2 separate regions of the Mus musculus genome follow, and region 1 is linked to region 2. A link is a loop called in an ENCODE intact Hi-C map of the cell type or tissue named here. Cell type or tissue: gastrocnemius. All regions are shown on one strand. Each heading gives the region's core, and the rest is flanking DNA. Links, peaks and the distances in the headings are about the cores only.

Region 1 (7,453 bases), core at 1,440-6,439, 310 kb after region 2:
GAACTTCCCTACTAGATTCTAGGACAAAGTTTGTCTAACTCCACAGACTTCTGCTGGCTGCCTTAGGGCAGGGTGGGGGAGGGGCGGGCGCTCAGGTAGCCAGTGGCCAATGCAGCAGGATCTTTCCCCTTCCCTTTTCCCTGTCCTGACTCCACATCCCCAAGACTGGCAAAGGAATGGCAGGAGAGGGTCAAGTTCTAGTTCCTCAGTGAGTCCCCAGCCCAGCAGCTAACACAGCCCTGCAGAATGGGCGCCCTTCTCAGGTTAGAGCCCTGATGCTCAGCGGGCAGTAGTGGCTGGCCTGGTACCAAGTACTGTGCTGAGATCAAGCAGCGGTCAATAGCTTACCTGGTCCTTTGGGCATGTCACCTAGCCCCTGGAGCTTGCGCCCTTTATCAAGATGGAGTCAGGTGTCCTGCTAGGTTTCTGCTGGGGGTGGGGGGAAGGCACTTCAGAAGGCAATACCTAAAGGCAGAGCCTCCAGGTGACCAGGGTCGTAGACCACGCATGTGTGTGAGACTCCTAGCCTAGTGTGCAATACCATTATTGTGTGGCCTCAGCCTCTGACCCCGGAGCTACTGCATATTTCTTCTCCCTGTCCCTTTTGCAAGCTGTGGCGTAGCTGTCTGCCTCTTGTAGCTACCTCAGTGGGCTCATGTTTCTCTCCCGGACACCCTCTTCTTGCCCCTACTCCAGGCGGGCCTGCCCCACCCATCGAATAGCCCAGCCTCGTGGCCTCTACTGTAACCCTCCTCTCTAAACCCTTACTCTTGGGGCTGGAGAGGTGACTCAGTGGTTAAGAGCCCCGACTGCTTTTCCAAAGGATCGGGGTTTGATTTCCAGCACCTACACGGAAGCTGTAACTAACTCCAATTCCAGGGGATCTGACATACTCTTCTGGCCTCTGTGGGTACTAGACACACAGGTGGAGCATGGACTTATATTTATAATGCTGGTACCGTGCACGTAAAAAAAAATCAATTAAAATGATTAAGTTAGCATGGTGGTGCGGTGGCGCACGCCTTTAATCCCAGCACTTGGGAGGCAGAGGCAGGCGGATCTTTCAGTTTAAGGCCAACCTGGTCTGCAGAGCAAGTTCCAGGACAGCCAGGGCTACACAGAGAAACCAACAACAAATAACAACAAACCAAATACACACACACATACATATACATAAACACACACACACGCACACACATATATATACATATACACACACACACACATACATCCACACACATACACATATATACATACACACACATACATCCACACATATATACATATACACATATACATATACACAGACACACAATATATATACACACACACATACATATACAGACAGACAGACAGATACGTACATATACATATTAAAGCCTGACTCGCCAGTTGCCCTCTGCCCCTTTTCCCACCTTTTTTCCCATACACTCCTTCGCACTCCCTCCCTGACATCAATGCTGACTGTGCCCAGGTCTCCTGGGTCTTCCCCCGCTCCCTCCCCCTGGTACTCACTGCTGAAGCTTTCAGGGCCTGGCTTCCTTTCCTCTCCTCTCCATCCGCTGTCCCCATCACCCTAGACATCCCAGCATAGGTCTGGAGCTGCTCTGGTCTTTCCACTCTACCGCTCTGTCTGGAAGCTCTTCCCCCATCTCTGCCTGGCTCTCTCCTCTCCCCTGATTCTGGCTCCATCTGCTCTCCACTGAGGTCTTCCTGAGGTCAGCATCGGGGCACTCAGCTTCTGAGCATCCTCCCGCCCTTCCTTTGTGACCATTACACTTTTGCTCACTTTTCTCTCCTAGCACGCAGTGCACGGTGGTGTGTCGGTGTCTAGTGCTATGTCCCCAGTGACCTGAACTCTCCGGTGACTGGTGGATTGCGTTTTACAGAGGGGCACATTTATGCCTGGTCCCTGGGTGCTCACCCTCCGCTTCTCCTGTCTCTTTCTCTCCAGCCCTGCTGTCCACTCAGACACCCCCAGGCCCAGTCCAGTCTGAGGAGAAGCTGCTGTCCCCAACTACTGTCCAGCAGGACACGGAGGCTGAGAAGCAGTTGATCCGAGAGGTGAGACCCCAGTGAGCTGCCAATGTGAAGGAGCGGATGTCCCAGGGAGAGCCAGTACCTGCAGGGTGTCATCCTGCTTCACTTCCGTGGGCTTGGCACCATGGTGCCCTCTTCTTCTGAGGAAGCTGGGGCTCAAAGACTTTTCCAAAGTTTTAGGGAACACAGGAGTATCAAAGAGTTGAATTCAGCGGCACCTTTAATTTAGTCCCAGCACTCATGAGGCAGAAACAAGTGGATCTCTGTAAGTTCGAGGCCAGCTTGGTCTACAGAGTGAGTTTCAGGACAGTCAGGGCTACATGGAGAAACCTTGTCTCAAAAAAACAAAACAAAGCAAAAAACCCAAACAAGAGTTGGACCCAGGATTTGAACTTGGGTTCCTGACCTAGACAGCAGAGTGGAGAGCAGGCTGTTTGCCTTTGGCACTGCAGCCAAGCCTGGGCCTCAGAGCAGCTTGGCCTGTTTAGCCAGGGTGAGTATAGCATCAGCTTCACCTGGGCCCCGGGTCCTCACCCCGTGTGTCTCCCAGCATCTCTGGAAGCAGCAGGACAGGGGATCTACAGGGATACAAACATAGGGAGACACAACAGGGACTCCTTCTCAACTCCAAGCTCTGCGGGCTTCCAGAGGCCCCTGCCACTTGAAGACTGCCTGCTAGCTCTGCCTGGTGGCTTGGTGTTCAGAGGTCCCTGTGAGGAACTGGTTGTTCCTGAGGAGAATGCTGACACTAGGCAGGAGCAGTTTTGGGGAGCTCTAGCCTGGCTCCCAAGCCTACAGCTGGATCCCTTGCCTCTCAGTTATAATCTCAATTAGGGGCCAGACCTCGAAACTCTTGTCAGGATGTTGGACAAAGAGCCTGCTTTGGTGGCTGCAGTCCTGAGAGCTCTGCCCTTTGGGACCGTCTAGGGTAGGTCTGGGTACCAAGTCCGCCTCTAGGACCCAAACCTTGCCCTTAGTGGAGGTGGCAGTAAGAAGAGACAGACCCTTGGCCAAGCAGTGGTGGCACATACTTGCAGTCCCAGCACTACAGAGGCAGAGGTAGGCAGATCTCTGAGTTCAAGGCTAGCCAGGTCTACAGAGTGAGTTCTAAGACAGCCAAGGCTACACAGAGAAACGCTATATTGAACAACAAAAACAAACAAAAACAAAATGAAGAACAAACACCAACAATACAAAACAAATCAAAGACAAAAGAAGAGACCCCTGGGGAGGACTAAGCTTGTCAGCATCCCATTAGGGTAGCAGCCCTTCCTGTTTTCGGAGTGTTGGCTCTCTGCAGGTAGCAGTGACCCGGAGCCACACCAAGTGACTTGGAGTGGCTGTGGAATCTTATAATGCCTAGTAGATTTGGGTCACAGATCCTCAGGGGAGGGGAGAACCGGATAATATTAGGATGGAACCCTCTACATAGGCTTCCTTGTGGTCTGGTTGAATGTTGGCTCCCCTAGTGGTCTCCAAGGAGAACACACCCCACTCTGGACAGACAGTCTCTTGTTAGCTACCAAGTGAAAGTGATAGATAGGCATTGCCTGCCTCTCCTGCCTGTAATTTAGAGGACGGTATCAGAGGTGTGGATGTCTCCCCCTAGTGGACAGTGTAGGCCATCAGAAGTGTGGATGTCTCCCCCTAGAGGATGGTATAGGCTATCGGAGGTGTGGATGTCTCCCTTGCTTCCCTTCCATCTTCCTGTGCATCTTTCTCTTCTGAGTTGTATTCTCTGAGTGCCTACTGTGTGCTGAGAACCGCATTCTAGGATAAACCTTAAAATGAAGCCCCTGTGTAGACAAAGGGGGCTCTTCCTGGAGGCAGCTCAGCTGTGAGTGAGCTCATGCCATGGTTCCGGGCTCCAGTCAGAATGGGGAGGTTTGGACTGGAGGGTCCCCGGGGTTATCTGGTTTTTCATTGTATAAGTCCTGTTCTGGCAGGCTTCGTGGCTGGCAAATGGTTTGAGCTCTCTGGGCCAACATTTCATTATCTGTAGGACATCCACCATGATGCAGCCTTCCTGTTGTTTTGAACCGGCTATACAAGGACAAAAAACAAGGTCCCTTCTCATCCATGAACACTACACAGAAGCAGGGGTCAGGGTTTGTGCTCCATCCTCATCTTCCCATAGCAAGCATGAGCTGAGCTTCTGTTTGGGACTGGGGCCATAGCTGGAAGCCACAGTCCTGGGGGTGCGGGTTGCTTTAGACACAGAAAGAGCCAAGACATAGAACTGCCAGCAATGGCCCAGGACAGAGTAAGACAAGGGATTTCGTATGTAAAGGCCATGGAGGGAACTTCTGTAGCCTGCAGGACAGGCAGGGCAGGTAAAAACTTGGCTACGCAAACAGGCATCCTGCGATTTAGCCCCACCCCACCTCACCCCCATTTAATATCGAGATTGGAAGGCAGGACTAGCTGGGCAAGGTGGTGCACGCCTTTAATCCCAGTACTCGGGAGGCAGAGGCAGGCGGATTTCTGAGTTTGAGGCCAGCCTGGTCTACAGAGTGAGTTCCAGGACAGCCAGGGCTATCCAGAGAAACCCTGTCTCAAAAAACAAAAACAAAAACAAAAATGAAGGCAGGACTGTAGTGAGTGGGTACACGTGCCTTGGTGTGCACAAACCTGTGCACAAGCAGATGTGTGTGCATACCTGTGCATGCGTACACATGTAGGTTTTGTGGTTTTGGCTGAGGTCCAGGTGGATGGGCTGAGGTCACTCACAGAGTCAGGGGCTGTGCTGAGAAGAAGCAGTGGGGACTGCAGAGGTGAGGGGCTAAGCAGGCCAAAGACTGATCCAGTGCTGGGGTGGGGCTCTCCAAGGAGTAAGGAAATGGGTGAGAGGAGGTGAGGGGACAACATGTGGGGGGTTGAGCTGGTGCTGTCAGAGAGCCTTAGTGGCCCTGCATGTGACCCTGAAGATGCACTGGATAGTCCTCAGGGTGCGTGCATGCTGGTGACAACGCTGACGCCCAACAGCAGCTCTCTAAACAGACCAATGGAAGCAGAAAAGATGAATGGTGGAGAGTGGCCAAGTTAGTAAGGAAGCCCCTATTAGCCCTGAGCATGAATTTGCCAGGGAGCAGGCTAGAATCCCTGAGGCAGGAGAGAAGTAGGCGTTTCTGGGTAAAGCAAGTTACCAGAAACCCAGATATGCTATAATAATGATAAATTAACAATAACGACAACAACAACAACAACAATAATAGGTAGTGGTAGTAATAATAAAACATAAACACAACGGAGCAGGGCTGAGAGTCCACACTCTGAGCTCTGCCCTTGCTTAGCCTCTCCCTCACTGTGACACTGACACAAACAACTTTCAAAGTGAACCATCTGATGGTTCACTTATGGGATGGTGTGGTCCATCATCAGGGCAGGCATTGCCCTGTTCCTTGGACCTGTCTGGGAGCTTCATCACAGGCAGAGGTGTGTCTCCTCACTAACATGGGTGCTTCTCAGTCCGTTCAGGTTGGCAGCTGTCCTAATTTCATTTCTGTTGTTGTGAGAAAATATTCTGACAGAGAACAGCTTATGGGAGAAAGGGTTGATTCTAGCTCATGATTCTAGGTTCCAGCCCATCATTTTGCAGAAGTCAAGGCTGGGACCTTAAACAGCAGTCATAGCCCATCCACAGTCAGGAGCAGAGAGCTGTGAGCGCATGCACACTTGCTTGCTTTGCCCAGCTTGATTGCGCTTATACATTCAGGTCTTCCTGCCTAGGGAATGGAGCCACCCACAGTGGGCGGCATCAAGTAACATCATCAAGATAATCCTCCATAGACAAGACCACAAGACAACCCAGGGTAGACAGTCCCTCCCTGAGACTCTTCCCAGGTGAGTCTAGGTTGTGTCAAGGTGACAGTTAAAGCTGAGCATCCCAAGTCAAGTTGGCAACCATTATGCCCACCATGCATGAAGACCTGGGTTCCATGCTCAGCGCAGAGAAAAACAACACAACAACAAAAACGTGTTCTTAATTTTAAAAGAAGGAGCTGGAGTGATGGCTCAGTGGTTATGGGTACTAGTTATTGTCCCAGGGGACCAGGGTTCGATTCCCAGTGCCTCTAAAGTGGTTCACACCATCTGTGATTCCAATGCCAGGGCATCCAGCACCCTTTTCTGGCTCATGTACATAGTGCACAGATCTACCCACACCCATACACTTAAAATAACGTAAAACAATAATAATAAGAAGAAAAACAGGATGTCCAAGGGCCAGCAGGATTCTATCACATGGGGACTCGGGTTCAATCAAGGAGTTTAGACTACCCACGAACCTAGGAGCCACCCATAAACCTGGGAGCCAACCCATCCTGGGAAACACCCACCCTAAGCAGAGAATGTGATGTTATGCAGCAGGCAGCAGCAATGTGGGGTTTTGCTGAGGTTGAAGCAGGAGTAGATGTGGGGCCAAGCAGGTTGCTACTGAGACAGGAGCCAGTGATGACAGCAGAGATGGAGAGGGAAGCGGGTGGTGGCAGCGCGTGCTTTAATCCCAGCACTTGGGAGGCAGAGGCAGGGGAATCTCTGTGAGTTTGACACCAGCCTGGTCTACAGAGTAAGTTCCACAGAGAAGCCCTGTCTTGAAAAACAGAGACAGAGAGAGAGAGAGAGAGAGAGAGAGAGAGAGAGAGAGAGAGAGAGAGAGAAGAGACAGAGACAGAGACAGAGACAGAGACAGAGACAGAGACAGAGACAGAGATTATTACCAATGGCTTGAGTACCACAGGTGGAAATGCGGGTTAGATGAGGGAAGGCATTCATGGCGTTGTGAAGTGTGAAGAATTACATGGAAACATTCGTGGAAAGCATCAGTCCATCAAGACTGCACAGAGAACCGACAGAGGGCTGTCACCAGAGAACTGTCACCCCCATGTGACACAGGGACTTTCACCTCATTCTCCCCTATGTTATCTGAGTATCCAGAACTGGAGGTCAAGTTGTGAAGGCTGGCCACCGCTGTGTCCCCTTCTACCCCAGGAGTATGAGGAGCGCCTGGCCCGCCTGAAGGCTGACTACGAGGCAGAGCAAGAGTCTCGGGTCCGGCTGCAGGAGGACATTACTGCCATGCGTAACTCGTATGACGTGAAGCTGTCCACACTGCAGGAGAATCTGCGCAAGGAGAAGGAGACAGGTGCACTTTGCCCTGGGGCGACGTGGGAGCCCACTTCCTGTTTCCCTTACAGATGGGTGAAGGGTCCCTGCATGGTAGGCTCAGGTCTCTCTCATTTATATAACAATCCAGCCAGGCAGATCCCACGGTTACCCTCCACCTGTAGATGAAGAAATAGACCCAGACAATAGGTAACTGGCCTTTGGCCATGTAACTGGGGAAATGGAGTCAGGATTAGAGTCTAGGCAGTCTGTCACACAGCACTGTCTCTGGCGCCCTGTCTCCAAGCTG
Region 2 (7,453 bases), core at 1,459-6,458:
GCACAAAAGCAGAACCCCAAGCCCCGCCCCTCCAGAGATTTGAGAAGGGCGGTAGCGGGAAGGGCATCTGCCCTCAGAAAGACCCCTTCTCTCAAGCCCGGAGTTTCCCTGCAGGCACAAGGACATGGGGTTTGGAGCTGGGGACTCTTATTTTTTTGTATTATTGTGTTTTGTGCTACTGTAGTTTTGGTGTGGCACTATTATAATTAAAATAAAGTACTTATACCAAGAGCAGTGTGTCTGTGTGTCTGTCCTTGGAGGATGTGTGTCCTGGATCATGGGAGGGACCCTGGACAGCACAAAGCTACCAATTCTTTCAGAAGTCTAAGACCCTGAGGAGTAACAGGTTATTGCTGCCTGTGCCACCCCCCACCCCCAGCCATTCCTTCCAGGAGGTGCTTTGTACGTACTCCTTGCTGGTGAGAACAGTGTCCTCCTCCCCCCACGCACACACATGCAAATACCCACGAGCACACATGCACCCTCACATATGCACACGCGCGCACACGCACACACACACACACACACACACTGAGAAAATCGGGTTTCCATTGTCTTAGAGCAAAGGACTTTCCAGTCCCAGATGCTTGATTAGAGTTTCCAAAAACAAAACAAAACAAAAACAAAAAACAAAGCCTGGTGTGGATTGTTATTTGTATTTCCTGCGCCCTCAAGAGGGGTGTCCCAATGAGGAGGAGATCACTCGGGTGATGTCAGGTGAAATCTTAATTGGTCAAAGAAGGCTAGAGCCTGTGTCTGGGCAATGGAAGGAAAAGGCACAGCTGAAAGTTTTAGAGAAGGGAGAGAAGGAGGAGGAGAAGGGAGAGGAGGAGGAGGAGAAGGGAGAGGAGGAGGAGGAGAAGGGAGAGGAGGAGGAGGAGAAGGGAGAGAAGAGAGGGAGGATGAAGGGAGAAGATGGAGGAAGAAGAGGGTGAAGGTGGAGCAGACCCAACGTGGTCTGGAGGAGCCACAAGTAGCTAGGGATTTCATAGATGGATAATAGAGCAGTGTAGGGTATTTTTGCCCAATCTAGGTATGCAGCTTGTATTTATATTAACTGAGTTGTGTATTCTTTGCACAGGTATTTTGGGGCTGGAGATTTATCATTATAAATCTGGCTGGTATAATCTAAGTCTCTAGTGTTTTCATTTCCTGGGCCTAAGGGGAGCTGAGTGAGCGGTAGCTGGCATTCTCAGGGTACCCACCTCCTCTGGCTATCTTCTACACAGTCTCCATTTACAGTGTTCTCCCTGGGCATCTATCTCTGCCTCATAAACTCCTACCCATCCTTCAAGGTCCCACACAGCATCACCTTCTCTAGGAAGCCCTTCCTCGCCTCCTAGTCCACAAAGATGTCTCTTTCTGACTAGGGTGTGTCTGTTTGCTAGTGCTGTGACAGACACCACAAACTCAAACTCGATGCCTAACATGACCGAAATCTGTTATCTCATTGTTCTCAAGGTTCAAAGGCCAAGATCCAAGTGTTGACAGGGTTGGCTCTTCCTCTGGCTGTCGTGGGAGGGAGGGTGTTAGTGCTCCAGGCCTCTCTCCTGGCTCCGTGACGTCACACCCATGCACACACAGGATGGACTTCTGTGTATACTCCATGCACACACACTAGCTACTGCCCACCCCTTCCCCAAGAAGGGACATCTCCTGTCAGTTTCCTGCTGTACCCCCAGGCCCTGGCCTGCAGACGACGGTACTCCTAACAGACCCTCTTCCTAGCAACCAAGAGTACTGACAGTTCTCATCGCCCTGAGTCCCCACTGCTCTTCTCTTCCCTCCTTTTCATAAACAGTCCATCTGTGCCAAGTCAGTAATGCCCCTCTCCCGATGCAAAACCTGAGCCTCCTGCCTGGCTGTTCAGGGTTTTCCCTTGCAGCTGAGGACTGTGGAGAGAACAGAGCTGCGTCAAGAACAACTGGAAAAATGTAAGTGATCTGAAATCCTTAACTGTGTGAGCCAAAGAGCTAGGCAGAGGCATTCCGTGGGAAGGAGAAGGTCTTTTGTTTGTTTGTTTTTAAAGATTTATTTATTATATGTAAGTACACTGTAGCTGTCTTCAGACACCAGAAGAGGGCATCGGACCCCATTGCAGATGGTTGTGAGCCACCATGTGGTTGCTGGGAATTGAACTCAGGACCTCTGGAAGAACAGTCAGTGCTCTTAACCACGGAGCCATCTCTCCAGCCCGGGAAGGAGAAGTTAAGGAAGTCTTTAAATGCCTCACAGACCTCACTTCAGAAATGGCCCAAGGACAAATAACTTCAGAAGACAACTGTGCTTCAGTGAAGATGAGAATCCGTGCAGAGACATGTTCTACCCATGCACAGAAAGGTCCGTGCTATAAATGCTTGTAATTCCACTGTACTCACAACCCAGATCCCAACATCACTGTCTGTGGATGGGTGTGGTGCAGGGCATCTCCTCCCTGTCGTGCATTACAGCCACCAAGATACATTGTTACAGCCACAATGGTTACACTGTTACAGCCACCATGGTTACATTGTTACAGCCACCATGGTTACATTGTTATCTTAAGCAGAATGCATTAAGCTGATTGCTGTTAATGAGAAGATGCACAGCAGTACCCAAGACTATTTTCATTTTTGTTTTGTTTTGTTCTGTGTCTTTAAGACGGAATTTCATGTAGCCCAGGCTGGTCTTGAACTTTCGGTGTAGCCGAGGATAACCCTAAACTTCTGATCCTCCTGCCTCCACCTCCCAAGAGTGGAGATTACAGGTGTGCACCACCACATCGAGTTTATGGTGTGCAGGGGATGGAACCTAGGACCCTCATGCTGAAATGTGTGTCCCCTGTCCCTCCCAGGTGAGCATGTCATGTGATGCCTAAGACAGGTAACTATGTCACACCTGAGACAGTGGTACCAAGTAAGGAAGTGCAGTTTGATCATGTGATGAATGTGTATCTGGGAGAGAAGCTACACATGGTACACACATGCACGCAGGCACTCACATGGAGTCATAAATTAAAACAAAATAAATCTTAAAAACAAACAAAATAAAGACCAAACATGGTGGTATAGGCCTTTAAGGAGGTGTTAGGCGTTTTGTTTAGAGGCAAGGTCTCATATAGCCATGGCTGCCTGGAACTTTATTATATAGACCAGGCTGACCTCAAGCCCCAGAGATCCATCTGCCTCTGTCCCGGAGCCAGAGACTAATAGGGCACAACCCATAGCTGACCTAGTACGGAAGCATGACACACCTGGGGTATCAAGGAGCCCATGCCTAGGCTCCCATCATTTCCATGTATTTGCCCAGAACCTGGGTACATCCCTGGTTCTACAAAGGGCGTGGGCTGGCTCAAGCAGTTTCACATGGCAGTGTTACGTTACGACCACTAGGTGGCACCAGAACACAAGGGACTCAGCCCTGGATCCACATCCTGTCGCTTGATCTCCTGAGGCCAAAGAGCCCAGAGTTCTTCAGGTGAGAGAGCTGCTGGGGCTGACAAGACCCACCCCCTAGTCCTTAGACATTAGAAGGCAAACAGACCGTTAAGAAATCCTGAACTGGCCGGGTGTGGTGGCGCTCGCCTTTAATCCCAGCACTTGGGAGGCAGAGGCAGGTGGATTTCTGAGTTTGAGGCCAGCCTGCTCTACAAAGTGAGTTCCAGGATAGCCAGAGCTACACAGAGAAACCCTGTCTCAAATAGATAGATAGATAGATAGATAGATAGATAGATAGATAGATAGATAGATAGATAGATAGATAGATAGATAGATAGATAGATAGATAGATTAAAACAAAAAGCAAAAAAAAAAAAAAAACGGTTAAGAGCACTGACAGCTTTTCCAAAGGTCCTGAGTTCAAACCCCAGCAACCACATGGTGGCTCACAACCATCTGCCATGAGATCTGATGCCCTCTTCTGGTGTGTCTGAAGACAGCTACAGTGTACTTACATATAATAAATAAATAAATCTTTTTAAAAAAATAAGAGCACATGTTCTTCCTCCTCAGGCTCCTGGGCTCTCTCTATGTAGTCCAGGCTGCCCTGGAACTCACTATATAGCCCAGACTGCCCTCAATTTTGTGGTGACCTTTCTGTTTCTACCTTTCCAGTGCTCAGATGGCAGGCAACACCATAATGGCTTTTTACTTATTTTTTTTTTATTTTGTTTCGTTTTTTGAGTCAGGGTCTCATATATCCCAAGCTAGCCTTGAACTTAATATGTAACCAAGAATGGTCTTGAATTTCTGATTCTCCTGACTCCACCTACTGAGTAGTAGACATATATATGTGTGTGTATATATATATGTATATATAGATATACATATATTGTACATATAAATATATGTATAACATAATAAACAATATATTAAATGTTTAAATATTTATATTCATTTAAAATGAATTCATTTAAAATGTTTATGTATTATACCACCTTGATTTTATCTATTTTCTTGGTTGTCTGTTTCTTAGGGTTACTATTGCTGTGATGTAACACTTTGACCAAAGCGACTGGGGAGGCAAGGGCTTTTTTGGTTTATGCTTTCACATCACTGCTCATCAATGAAGGAAGTCAGGACTGGCACTGAAGCAGGGAGGAGCCTGGAGGCAGGAGCTGATGCAGAGGCCGTGGAAGGATGCTGCTCACTGGCTTGCTCTGCATGGCTTGTGCAGCCTGTTTTCTTTTCTTTTTTTGGGGGGGGGTGTTTTTTGTTTGTTTGCTTGTTTTTTTCAAGACAGGGTTTCTCTGTGTAGCCCTGGTTGATCTGGAACTCACTTTGTAGACTAGGCTGGCCTGGAACTCAGAGATCCACCTGCCTCTGCCTCCCGAGGGCTGGGATTAAAGGCAGGTGCCAGACACCACTTATAGCCCCCATTTTAAAAATAGAACCTCTTGCCAGGCAGTGGTGGTGCCCACCTTTAGTCCCAGCCCTTGGGAGGCAGAGTCAGGTGGATTTCTGAGTTTGGGTCCAGCCTGGTCTACAGAGTGAGTTCCAGGACAGACAGGGCTATACAGAAAATCACACACACACACACACACACACACAGCTCATTATGTGTCCCTTGATTTCCCTATTTAGCATAAGCAGGCCTTGAACTCACAATCCTCCTGCCTCAGGTCCCTACCCAATTAGTGCTGGGATTACAGATGTTTCCACACCTAGCAATTTCCTCCTCCTCACAAGCTTCAGCTCTTTCATCAGAAAACAAAAAACAAAAACAAAAACAAAAACAAAACCCCACCACCAGCAAAAAGCAGGTTAGATGTGACTAGACACCAGCAGGAACTCTTTCTAGCCCGGACTGGCAGGATGCCTCTCTCTCTCTCTCTCTCTCTCTCTCTCTCTCTCTCTCTCTGTTTCTGTCTCTCTTTGAGACAAGGTTTCTCTGTGCAGCCCTGATTGTCCTGGAATTCGATCTGTAGACCAGGCTGGCCTCGAACTCAGAAATCCGCCTGCCTCTGCCTCCCTAGTGCCAGGATTAAAGGCTTGCCCCACGACGACACAGGGCTTTCTTTTTCTTCTTTATCCATCATTTATTCATTCTTTCAACAGTGATGTATCGCTTTATTCCAGGTGCAGGAAACAAGCCAGACATACAGCAAAGCAGGTGTCAGTCCCAGGGAGGCGAGCCTGTTTATTCAAAAGCCACCTTCTTCTTTCCCTCCAGTCATCAATCCTTGCAGGTTATTTCACATTTAGAATAGGGGGAACTTATGCCAAGAGTTTATTTCTGTGCATCTCTGGGTGGCTATGTACACACACACACACACACACACACACACACAGACAGACACACATTTATATATAACATTGGCAGCGGCGTTGTCATGGGAACCAGCTTTTGGTATCTCTGGGCATGTGAGTGGGGGAGCTTTTATGGAGCACCCCCTGCATGCACTTTTGTGTGACGTGAAATCCTGCCGGGAGAGTGCCCTCCCACCCCCCCACCCCGAGAGCTTTTGACAGCCCCTTTGATCTGCGCTGTGTATTTTCCTCATTGACCTTGTCAGACGTGAGTGAATGGGGGCTGAGTGTGGAGCTCAGTGGCTGGCGGACAAGATCCTCTGGGACATTTGCCAATCCAGTGGCACGACACTTGGGCTTTCCCTCCTTTGAAGTGCTGCGGGTTGGAGGAAGATGGGACTGAAAAGACACAAGACAGCCAAGGGTTGTATTCTCAGAAATAATAGCCACACTGGCCACTTTGAATGTGGCGTGCAGTGGCGGCTTGGGGAAGGGGGTGAGTGCTAGCCAGAGGTGAGGAGGGAAACTGCTATTCCCGAGCGCTGGCAGTAGGTCTGGTCCCAGAGTGAAGCCTGTCAGTACTGTGAGATGGATATTGTTGTTCTCAATGGGGACCTGGGATGTGAAGAAGAGGGGCCAGATAGGTAGGCAGGGACAAAGCTGAGATTTGAACCCATGTCCTGAGCTCTGGCTCTGCACATTGTTCTCTCTTTATTGTTGTTGCAACTGGACACCATAGACTGGGCTATTTATTAATTTTTGGAATTATTTATTTGAGTACACTGTCACTGTCTTCAGACACACCAGAAGAGGGCATCAAATCTCATTCCAGTTGGTTGTGAGCCACCATGTGGTTGCTGGGAATTGAACTCAGGACCTCTGGAAGAGCAATCGGTGCTTCTAACTGCTGGGCCATCTCTCCAGCCCTATTTATCAGTTTTTAAAGATAGGATTTCTCTGTGTAGCCTTGGGTGTCCTGGAGCTCACACTAAACCATACACCACTAGTGGGGGGGGGGGTGCACGCCTTTAATCCCAGCACTCGGGAGGCAGAGGCAGGTGGATTTCTGAGTTTGAGGCCAGCCTGGTCTACAGAGTGAGTTCCAGGACAGCCAGGGCTATGCAGAGAAACCCTGTCTCGTATCGAAAAAACCAACCAACCAACCAAACAAACAAAAGACATACACCACCATGCTTGGCCTCATTTTTTTTTATTTTGAGACAGGGTCTTACTCTGTCACCCTGGCTGTCCTGGAACTCATGTAGACCAGGCTAGCCTCAGCCTGCCTTGGCCTCTTGAGTGCCAGGATTAAACTGCCATGCCTGGCTGACTTACTGTCTTTTTAATCATGTGTATGTGTGTTGGTGCACACGTAGGCAAGTGTCCACAGAAGGCCAGAAGAGGGGATTGGAATCTCTGGAGTTTGAGGTGACTGTGAGAGCCACCTGATGTCCATGCTGGCACTTGACCCCCTCAAGAGCAGGACATGCTCTTAAGCACTGAGCCGCCCACCCCTCCCCCTCCCTCTTTTAAAAAGAACCATTAGCAGTTTAGTTAGTGAATTGTTCACTGTGAACTCATGGGGACCGGAGTTTGAGCCCTAGCTCTCCTGTAAAGCAAGCCAGATGTATGGTATACGCTTGTAGCCCGAGTGCTGAGGAAGGGCACTGTGGACCCTTGGTAATCACAACCTCACCTAGGGCTGAGCCTCAGGTCCCAGGAAACAA

The links. A loop is a pair of places that touch in the nucleus more often than their neighbours do. Peaks named below come from ENCODE experiments on the same cell type or tissue, not always from the same donor. Only the 100,000 strongest peaks of a DNase experiment are listed, where the experiment ranks them.
Region 1: a loop joins it to region 2, with 2.4 times the contacts of the local background. A loop is called at or near these places in 4 of 42 quality-filtered maps.

What each region holds. Positions count from the first base shown.
Region 1 is chr4:138,279,403-138,286,855 of GRCm38, forward strand. Kif17 (kinesin family member 17) reads left to right here. Exons shown (of 15, transcript NM_010623.4): 6 at 1,955-2,064; 7 at 7,030-7,183. Among named protein-coding and RNA genes, the nearest start is that of Kif17, 21 kb to the left of the region's middle. In gastrocnemius, for the core only: a CTCF peak has its summit at 3,653 (motif pointing left); a DNase peak (open chromatin) is centred at 3,632.
Region 2 is chr4:137,964,999-137,972,451 of GRCm38, forward strand. Ece1 (endothelin converting enzyme 1) reads left to right here. Exons shown (of 19, transcript NM_001369179.1): 19 at 1-230. Among named protein-coding and RNA genes, the nearest start is that of Eif4g3, 25 kb to the right of the region's middle. In gastrocnemius, for the core only: a CTCF peak has its summit at 3,361 (motif pointing right); a DNase peak (open chromatin) is centred at 3,370.